Linked DNA regions of Homo sapiens: regions 1 and 3 are each linked to region 2. A link is a contact called in ENCODE Hi-C or POLR2A ChIA-PET data. All regions are on one chromosome and are shown on one strand. Each heading gives the region's core, a stretch centred on a gene start or an enhancer-like site at or near the end of the contact. The rest is flanking DNA. Distances are from core to core; before and after follow the strand shown. Region 1 holds the start of PARM1 (prostate androgen-regulated mucin-like protein 1). Region 2 holds the start of PARM1-AS1 (PARM1 antisense RNA 1). Region 3 overlaps PARM1 (prostate androgen-regulated mucin-like protein 1).

Evidence for each region. Hi-C counts contacts between places; a loop is a spot of excess contacts on that map. ChIA-PET counts read pairs that join two places held with the same protein, here RNA polymerase II (POLR2A). Pooled maps may share reads with other maps.
Region 1: a map of gastrocnemius medialis shows a loop between it and region 2 (5-fold over the local background). The contact joins the promoter of PARM1 here to the promoter of PARM1-AS1 in region 2. A Hi-C loop is called at or near these places in 10 of 168 maps with a recorded cell type or tissue (GM12878, Right ventricle myocardium inferior, aorta and 6 more), 8 of 37 single-sample maps with no recorded cell type and 19 of 50 pooled maps. POLR2A ChIA-PET finds 5 or more read pairs at or near these places in 1 of 52 experiments (activated naive CD4-positive, alpha-beta T cell).
Region 3: a map of gastrocnemius medialis shows a loop between it and region 2 (9-fold over the local background). The contact joins the enhancer-like site here to the promoter of PARM1-AS1 in region 2. A Hi-C loop is called at or near these places in 5 of 168 maps with a recorded cell type or tissue (Right ventricle myocardium inferior, cardiac septum, colonic mucosa and 2 more), 8 of 37 single-sample maps with no recorded cell type and 10 of 50 pooled maps. POLR2A ChIA-PET finds 5 or more read pairs at or near these places in 1 of 52 experiments (activated CD4-positive, alpha-beta T cell).

What each region holds. Positions count from the first base shown.
Region 1 is chr4:74,931,726-74,934,425 of GRCh38, forward strand. PARM1 (prostate androgen-regulated mucin-like protein 1) reads left to right here and starts at 1,391. Exons shown (of 4, transcript NM_015393.4): 1 at 1,391-1,645. The coding sequence starts at 1,603. RefSeq lists silencers at 1,225-1,534, 2,115-2,164 and an enhancer at 2,275-2,324.
Region 2 is chr4:74,969,018-74,971,717 of GRCh38, forward strand. PARM1-AS1 (PARM1 antisense RNA 1) reads right to left here and starts at 1,345. Exons shown (of 4, transcript NR_121617.1): 1 at 1,270-1,345; 2 at 474-624. The region is part of intron 1 of PARM1 (prostate androgen-regulated mucin-like protein 1); the gene reads left to right.
Region 3 is chr4:75,003,758-75,006,457 of GRCh38, forward strand. All of the region lies in intron 1 of PARM1 (prostate androgen-regulated mucin-like protein 1), which reads left to right. Among named protein-coding and RNA genes, the nearest start is that of PARM1-AS1, 35 kb to the left of the region's middle. Within about 2 kb of position 1,439, at least 6 of the 41 ENCODE cell types and tissues checked have a DNase peak (open chromatin) inside an H3K27ac peak, as active enhancers do; they include gastrocnemius medialis and psoas muscle, where a contact is called at or near this core.

The DNA of each region.
Region 1 (2,700 bases), core at 141-2,640, 37 kb before region 2:
TGTTTCTCATTCCAACAGAAATTACTAGATTTACCAAAACAAAGAGAAAAAAATATGATCCAAATTTAATCTGGTTGTGGAAGTGTGAGCAAAATCTACAAGTGGTAGTGTGATAGAGTCAGGCAGAGGAATTGACCATAGATAAGGTGCTCAGGACTCCTAGAGTCAGCTTCTGGTATGTGAGAAAGAAGTGAGAACAGAGCCCATGGCATATGAAGAAGATATTACAGAAAAAAGAAAGCTGCCTTCCACGCAAATCATTTCTTTACAAAGGCTTGTTAACTCCTGCAGTGCCCCAGCTCTAGTGACTAGGGGACCAATAGGTTCATTAATAACAGAATTGGGAGAGAACCTGGCATCTGCTTTGATCGAAGTGTGAGAATTAAGCAAGCCTAAAGTGTAGCAAGAGCAGGGAGGGAACTGAATGAAAGGTCAGTTCTAATCTGTAGGCTTTGGAGAAGCTTTGGGCTCTTGAGAGGGAGTAGAGTACAGAGGCTGAGCGGGGTGCCTGGGCAGGCATCTTATCATTACTTGCGAGTTGTGTGAACTCGGGCAAGTTAAACTTCTCTGTGCTTCTACTTTCTCCCCTGAAAACGAGGATATAATCTCCAAGGATTGTTGTGAGAACTAAATGACTTGGTTGATTCCTGAACAGCACGTTGTCCAGTGCCTAGCACATAGCAATCACTCAGGAAACGTCAGCCTTTATTATGGGCCTAGTGCACAAACTATTCTTACCAGTTATGCGACCTTGAGAACATTGTCTTCTCTGTGCCTTCATTTTCTCACCTGTAAAATGGAATAATAATAATTCTTAGAAGGATTCATGAAACAACGCCTAGTAGGGTGTCTGGCTTAGTTATCCCCCCGACAGTATTTTCTTCTAGTAAGAAGCTGAATGCAGCGGCAGACATCCTGGTTCGGGCCCCAGGAAGCTCAGCCGGGTTTAATGTGGATGAGGGTTTAATGATGTACACGCAGAAGTGTTTTGACAAATGAAGAAGGTCCTCATTCTTGGAACATGTGCCGGTTCTCCGAGGGAACTCCTAAAATGGCATAAGGTCACCTTTTTAAAGGCTGTAAGCTCATGTAGGAAAAGCTGAGCTAGATTCCTAAGGGCAGAGATGTGCTCACATTTCTTTGCATCCCTAGTTCCCAGCACAGTGCAAGGCGCTGCAAACATTTGCTGAACCCAGGGTCTCGTGTCTTGACTGTCCAGCAGAGGCCGCTCTGGGCCGGGGCTCTCGGGACCTGAGGGCTGAGAGAAGGAAGGCCAGGGGGTGGCCCAGTCATCGCCGCGGGGCCCGGGTGGGAGGGGTTTGGCAGCGGCAGGCGCGGCGGCGGCGGCGGAGGCGGAGGCGGCCCCGGGCTCGGGCGGCTGGGATGGAGCAGAAGAGCGCGGAGCACCGGAGGGCACGCAGCTGACGGAGCTGCGCTGCGTTCGCCTCGTTTGCCTCGCGCCCTCCACTGGAGCTGTTCGCGCCTCCCGGCTCCCACCGCAGCCCACCCGGCAGAGGAGTCGCTACCAGCGCCCAGTGCGCTCTGTCAGTCCGCAAACTCCTTGCCGCCCGCCCCGGGCTGGGCACCAAATACCAGGCTACCATGGTCTACAAGACTCTCTTCGCTCTTTGCATCTTAACTGCAGGTAATTGGCGCCATCCTCCCGGAAGGGCAGGTCGCGGGGTGGGCCCCAGTAGCTAGCGCGTGGTCGGGGCTGAAGCTAGGAGATCCGGCAGTGAGTCGCCGCGCGCCTCCGGGTGAGTGCGCAGGTGTGTGCGCACTTAGATTTGGGGTGACGTGCACCTTTGGCGGTCCCGAACCGTACTGAGGGAGGGGACGATGGGGTCCTTCCTGCCGCAGCCCGCGCCCGCACAAACTCCAGCTTTGTAGAACAGGTGGCTGTCTTAGCTGCGTGTTCGAACCCAGAGTGGGCAACACGGACTGCGCCTCAAGGCTTCTCTTTCTTCACCAGGGTTTCGGAGCGCACTCTGCCAAAGTACGGGACCAGACTTCTTGTTGCCGTTGGGCCCTGGAAGGGATGAAAAAGCCGGGGAAGTGGGGGTGGGAGGTTCGCATCTGGGAAGGCTTCAGCAGCGGCTGCGCGCCTGGCGGGGCTGGTTTGCTTTCTCGAGTCTTGGCGGTCTCTGATCTCCGGCGTCCCTTCCTAGTTATGCTTAGGATGATGTGGCACTAACAGCAGCGGCCCGGCCTTGGTCAGGCTCGCAATCGTCACTGGGGGTAGCAAGGCTACCTTCTGCCCCAGAACTCCCCAAAAACGTATCCCATAGAAGAAACTATTAACTTGGCTAAACTAGCATCCTCTCCCCTCCCCCTGCACCACCTCTGAAAGGCTTCGTAGGAGCCACTCTCGGGTTTCGGGACCACAGACGGCGACGACCTCTGGCAGCGGGGATGGGGAAGAGGGGAGCCAGATGACTGAGCTCGGCTTGGCGGGGACCGGGGAGAGATTCAGAAAGACGCTTTGAATCTAGAGTTCAGGTACCTATTTTTTCCAGAAAACGTCTCCCGAAAAGGGACAACTGGCTGTGGATATGGTGCTGCTGGGAAAAGTAGCCCGACTGCGCGGCCACTGGCATTTTCAGTTTAAATGTGACCCAAAGTCACATAGCGCAAACCGATTCTACTCGTGCTTTAGTCTGTATATCCTCCCTCTGAGTTCGTCGGGTTCCTACAGTTGTG
Region 2 (2,700 bases), core at 95-2,594:
TGACAGAGAACCAGAATGGACTAAATACAAGCACATGGTAAACCAAGTTTTGGCTGCTTCTCTCTCCTTGCAGGTGGATACTGTGAAGGTAGGTGATGGTGTGTATACAGGGCTTCTCCTGGCAATGAGGGAGAGGGTGCGGAAGGGCAGCCGACATCCCCTACTCTTTCTCACTTACAGAAGTACCCAGAGAGAGCCAAGCTCATGGGTCCCTTGTCGTTGTGTTGAGGGGGCGGCTGTCTAAGGCCCTTTTGTGGCTGTGTTAAGCAGTTTAAAGAGGGTTTGTAGGCACTTAGAGGGAAAGCATGAACCCAAATTTCTATTTTAACATGTAAGAAGGGACTTAAATGCCAGAAAATATAGTACAGCACTCAGAATGTTGTATCACCCAAGTTGCAGACAAGCAAATCTGAATGTAGTTACCACTCCATTGTATCCAGTGCTAGGACATGTGTCTTGCCTTCCAAACTCACCCAGTGGTCCTCTGTAGTCAGAGGAAGGCAGAGAGGGCACACAGCCTCACATTTCATGAGGAGAGCTAAAGGGCCCATCTTGCTGTGAAAACAGTCAGTGTTGCAAGAGGAATGATGCGTCTGGAGGCATAGCTCTGAGGCTGTCTCCTTTCTTCATCAGGCAGGGGAGGCAGAGAAAATAAAAGTTAAAAGACTGAGTAGTGTTGCAATGAAACTAAATACCTCGTGAGAAGGCAGGTGTCTTTGTTCCTCTCCCACCATGGACAGCTGGGCTGTTCCTTCTCTTCTGGGTGCTCTCAACACCTTACTATCAGCTATCACCCAGCAGATAAGAATAAAGTAGCCAAGGAGCAATAGGGGTTTTGTTTTTCACTGTTTTTGAGATTGTAGAAATTGATAGCGCACTGCACTCTCATCTTGAGATCTGTGGGCTGAGCTCCCAGGGTTCTTAACATGGGCCAAGTTAGTCTGGATGCAACCTTTTGTTATTGTCTAAGTCACTGGCAGATTTAAAAATCACAGCGGTTCACAGCCAGATGACCAGCCTAGGGATGAAGGCGGGGCAGGGGGCGGTCAGTATCTCCACTCACATGTCATCTAGTCACGATGCAGAGGTTGAAACACTGAGTTAAAGGAAGCTTATCTTCATATGAAGAATTAGAGGCCACACCTCCCTAAGCTAAATTTAGAAGTGTTAGTATGTGAACAGGAGGTATACAGTATCTCAGGTTTCCTGGGGCACCAGCCAGATAAGACATTCCAGATAATTCTCTTCCATGCCTAACTTGTACCTCACCAGTCAGGCCAGAGGAGGCACTGCAGAAGGAGCTGTCCTCTTGTGTGGCTCTGTCCTTCTTTTCAAGTTTGAGGGGGTTGTGGACCATGTGAGGCTGGACGGCTCACATGTCAGCCGCCAGGCTCTTAGTTACAGACATGGCAAACTTCCATCATTTAAGCAGTGGCACAGATGTTGTGGAGAAATCCCAGTGCTCTAGCTGTGTGGCAGAGGGAAGGGCCAGGTCTGTGAGAAAATAAAATTATTCTCAGCCTCTCTCCCATATTCCAGTAAGTCTAGATTGAGTAAAACATCTAATCTAACTGTGATAAATAGCTATTCAATTGCCTGGCACATGGATTGCCTGCTTTATAGATTTTACCGAGCATGTTTCAAATCCAGAGACCCTCTCTTACCCTGGTAAATGTCTACCCAGGCTGCTTCCAGCCTGCCTGCATGTGTTCAGGGCAGCAATTTAATTTTTATGTTATCATAAGCTAAACCTAATCAGGAGGCAAATGTTCTCTGACTAATTTAGCTCTGTTTTCCAGAGCAAGAGATAAATACCTTAGAGTGAGAGGCAATATAGAGTTGTGGGAGCCAGCACAAAGGAATCAGGGGCCTAGTATGAGTCCTGGCTCTGCTCCTTCTTCACTCAGTGACTTTGAGATAGTTTCCTCACTCCTGGATTTTAGGTTTCTCATTGGAAATGAAGCTGCATGAGCATAGTGGGGAACAACAGGAGACCTAAGGACTGAGAAGTGAGCATTTGGAGGCAAGTTGCTTACTATGTTTCATCAAGATACCCCTTCTAAGACACTGTATTAGTCTGTTCTCACAGGGCAAATAAAGACATATCCAAGACTGGGTATTTATAAAGAAAAAGAGGTTTAATGGACTCACAGTTCCACATGGCTAGGGAGGCCTCACAATCATGGCAGAAGGCGAAGGAGCAAAGGCATGTCCTACATGATGGTAAGCAAGAGAGTGTGTACAGGGGAGCTGCCCTTTATTAAACCATGAGATCTTGTGAGATTTATTCACTCTCATGAGAACAGCACGGGAAAAACCTGACCCTGTGATTCAATTACCTCTCACCTGGTCCCTCTCACGACACATGGGGATTATGGGAGTTATAATTCAAGATGAGTTTTGAGTGGGGATACAGCCAAATCATATCAGATTTTTTTTTAAGCTTTTGTTTTTGCTTTTACCACTTTAAAAATGAGATGTGTTTCACAATCAATGGCATATCCTATTTTATTAACAGCATTTTGTGTCACTCTTAAGACTACATAAAATAACAAGTGTCTGATAGTTGACACTTTTTAGATTTGATGAAATACAGTCATGTTTTTGTTTCTGAGCTGACTTTGTTTATCTGAAAATAAAGCATGAGGGTGAGGCAAGTCCTCAGATCTCCTTCCTCTCTGAGATTCTGAGTCTTGCTTT
Region 3 (2,700 bases), core at 189-2,688, 35 kb after region 2:
ACCAAAGACAACTTGGGAAACTGTGTAGGTGCGAAACTTTTGTAGGTCCCTAACAGTGGCTCAACCTAAAACACACTGAAACCTAGCTTTGAAATGTAAATAAATAATTATCATTTTAACATTCTCTCTCTCTCTCTCTCTTAAATACCTGCTGAAATTCAATTCATTCAATGTAAAGATGTTAAAACTAGCCTGTGTTTGCCCCAGCTGATAGGTGGTCACCAAAAGCTGGTGACCTTGGTCTAGATCATGCATAAAGAAAGGAAATCCCTGCAGTCTCCAAAGTAAAAACAAGCAAACAAATATAACAAAAGTCTGTCTGGAGGCCCATCCACAATTTTGTGTTAACAGGTCATTTTCATGGAGCTTGCAGACAAATCACAGGGAGGACACATTTCTGCTATCATGACTCAGCATATAAGCTAGAGAACATTTCTGTTTTCAAAGGGTAGAAAATCCATGTTTCTACTCAATGAATATTTATTGAGCACTTTCTCTGTGCCAGGCACTAAGACACAAAGAACAAGTTTAGTTTTTATTATCAGGGCTCCTAGCCTGAAGGGGTACAAGCCTGGAGAAAGACTATGGCTCAACATGATGTGTGCTGTCATTAGAGTCTGTGTGAAGTGAGGTGGCTGCACACAGGAGGAAGTGTCTATCAAGTTGCAGAATATTTCATAGAGAAGGTAAGGCTCTGGATTTCTCAGAACTGGGATGGCAAGAGGGTAGACATGGAGAGCAGAGTCAGGGTAGAAAGAGCAGCAGTGCAAAGGCAGGGAGGCAGATGGCCATGGGATACTCCAGGAGCTTACAGGGATTCAGACTGACAAGACCGCACTGCTCATGAGGGGTAAACTGGAGAGACTGTGAAAGGTGGCATGTCTTGTGCCAAGGAGCTCAGGTTTTATCCCAAAGACAGTAGGAATCCTGTGATCAGATTAAAGGGAAGGGGAAGGGTTCATACAGTCTAATAACTTTTAAAAAGTCACTTAGTTGCCCACACTAGGGAATGTACTAGAAAAGATAGAAGCAAACTGGTTACCAACTGCCTCCAAGGAGACATGGAGCCCAAACTTCAAAAACACCTTTGCATTTCCCAATTCAATACTATAGAATCATTAAAAAGCTGGTGGTTAAAAGTTAAACAGTGTTGCATTCAAGCTTCAGCTGTACCGTGTGCTAGCAGTGTGACCTTAGGGAAATTACTGAACTTTTCTGAGCTTCTGTCTTATCATCTGTGAAACCGAGATAACAATGGTGCCTACCTCACAGAGGTTATATTTCAATTAAATAAGATGATGTATGTAAAGCGCTCAGTACACTTGTTAATATATGTGTTAAACAGTCCCACTGGCCTTTTCAGCAGTTCACGATGGTGGCCGTAACAGGTGGAGAAACTGGTAGCAATTACTCAGCACACAGACCTTCAGCAGCTGTGTGGCCTCTGCCAGGCGACCACAAGCAATGCTCCCGGCTGACTTGGCAGCAGCAGGAAAGGGCTTGACTGCATTTTGATCAAGTTTCACCAAGTTTGCCAAAGCTTTGCCACATGTTTTCTCACGTGCTTGACAAGCTGAGAGCAGGGAAAGACATGGCCAGGGACAGAAAAAAAGAATAGGTGAGCAACACAGAAAATCAGGCTGTCTGCAACTCTGCCACTGGCCCAGGTTGTTGCTCATGGAATCCAGGAAAAGGTGACAGAGTTCAGGGCACTCACTGCCCATATTCCTGACACCCAGTCAGGTCAGGAGGCACAGAAGGCAGACTCTCTACGCTACAATGCCTCTACCTCCTCTCAGCACCATAAGAACTCACCTGCATGTCCCAACAATCAGCCCCCCACATCCCTCCTAGCAGGTCTAGAAACTGAGGACCAAGCCAAACACTAGCTCTTTTAAATATCAAATGGATGTAAACTATAATAGTGGTCTCCCCATAGAGGACAATACACGTGGAAACATATAGTTTTCTATCCAACCAAGAATCTGGTTTTCTTCAGAGAAACAATCCGTCAGCTATTCTTGCAGCAAAAAAGCTTGAACCTGACCAGACTTCAGGAACCACTGCTATCTGTAAACTTACAAGGAGGAATTCCAGATTGAACTGGTTATCAGGCTTTTAGGCTGCACACATGGGCTAAGTCTAAGAGATGCCCTTCCCTGAATCTGTCCCTTTCATGTCTGTGGGCCTGTCACTGCCCCAGCAGGACACACCATCTCTGGCAATGTCACTGTGTTTTGAAACAATGCTCATTCACCTCTAACTGAGAAAGTAATGGGTTCAGTTTCTTCATCATATCTTCTCAAGGAAATACTAATACTAATTATTTTCTTCAAAGAAAAGTGGCTGTGTTTTGGGTGGGAAGGTGTATGGAGGCATGACTTTTTAATTTTTTTTTATTATACTTTAAGTTGTAGGGTACATGTGCACAACTTGCAGGTTTGTTACATATGTATACATGTGCCATGTTGGTGTGCTGCACCCATTAACTTGTCATTTACATTAGGTATATCTCCTAATGCTATCCGTCCCCCCTCCCCCCACCCTACGGCAGGCCCCGGTGTGTGATGTTCCCCATCCCTTGTCCAAGTGTTCTGATTGTTCAATTCCCACCTATGAGTGAGAACATGTGGAGTTTGGTTTTCTTTCTTCGTGATAGTTTGCTGAGAATGATGGTTTCCAGCTTCATCCATGTCCCTA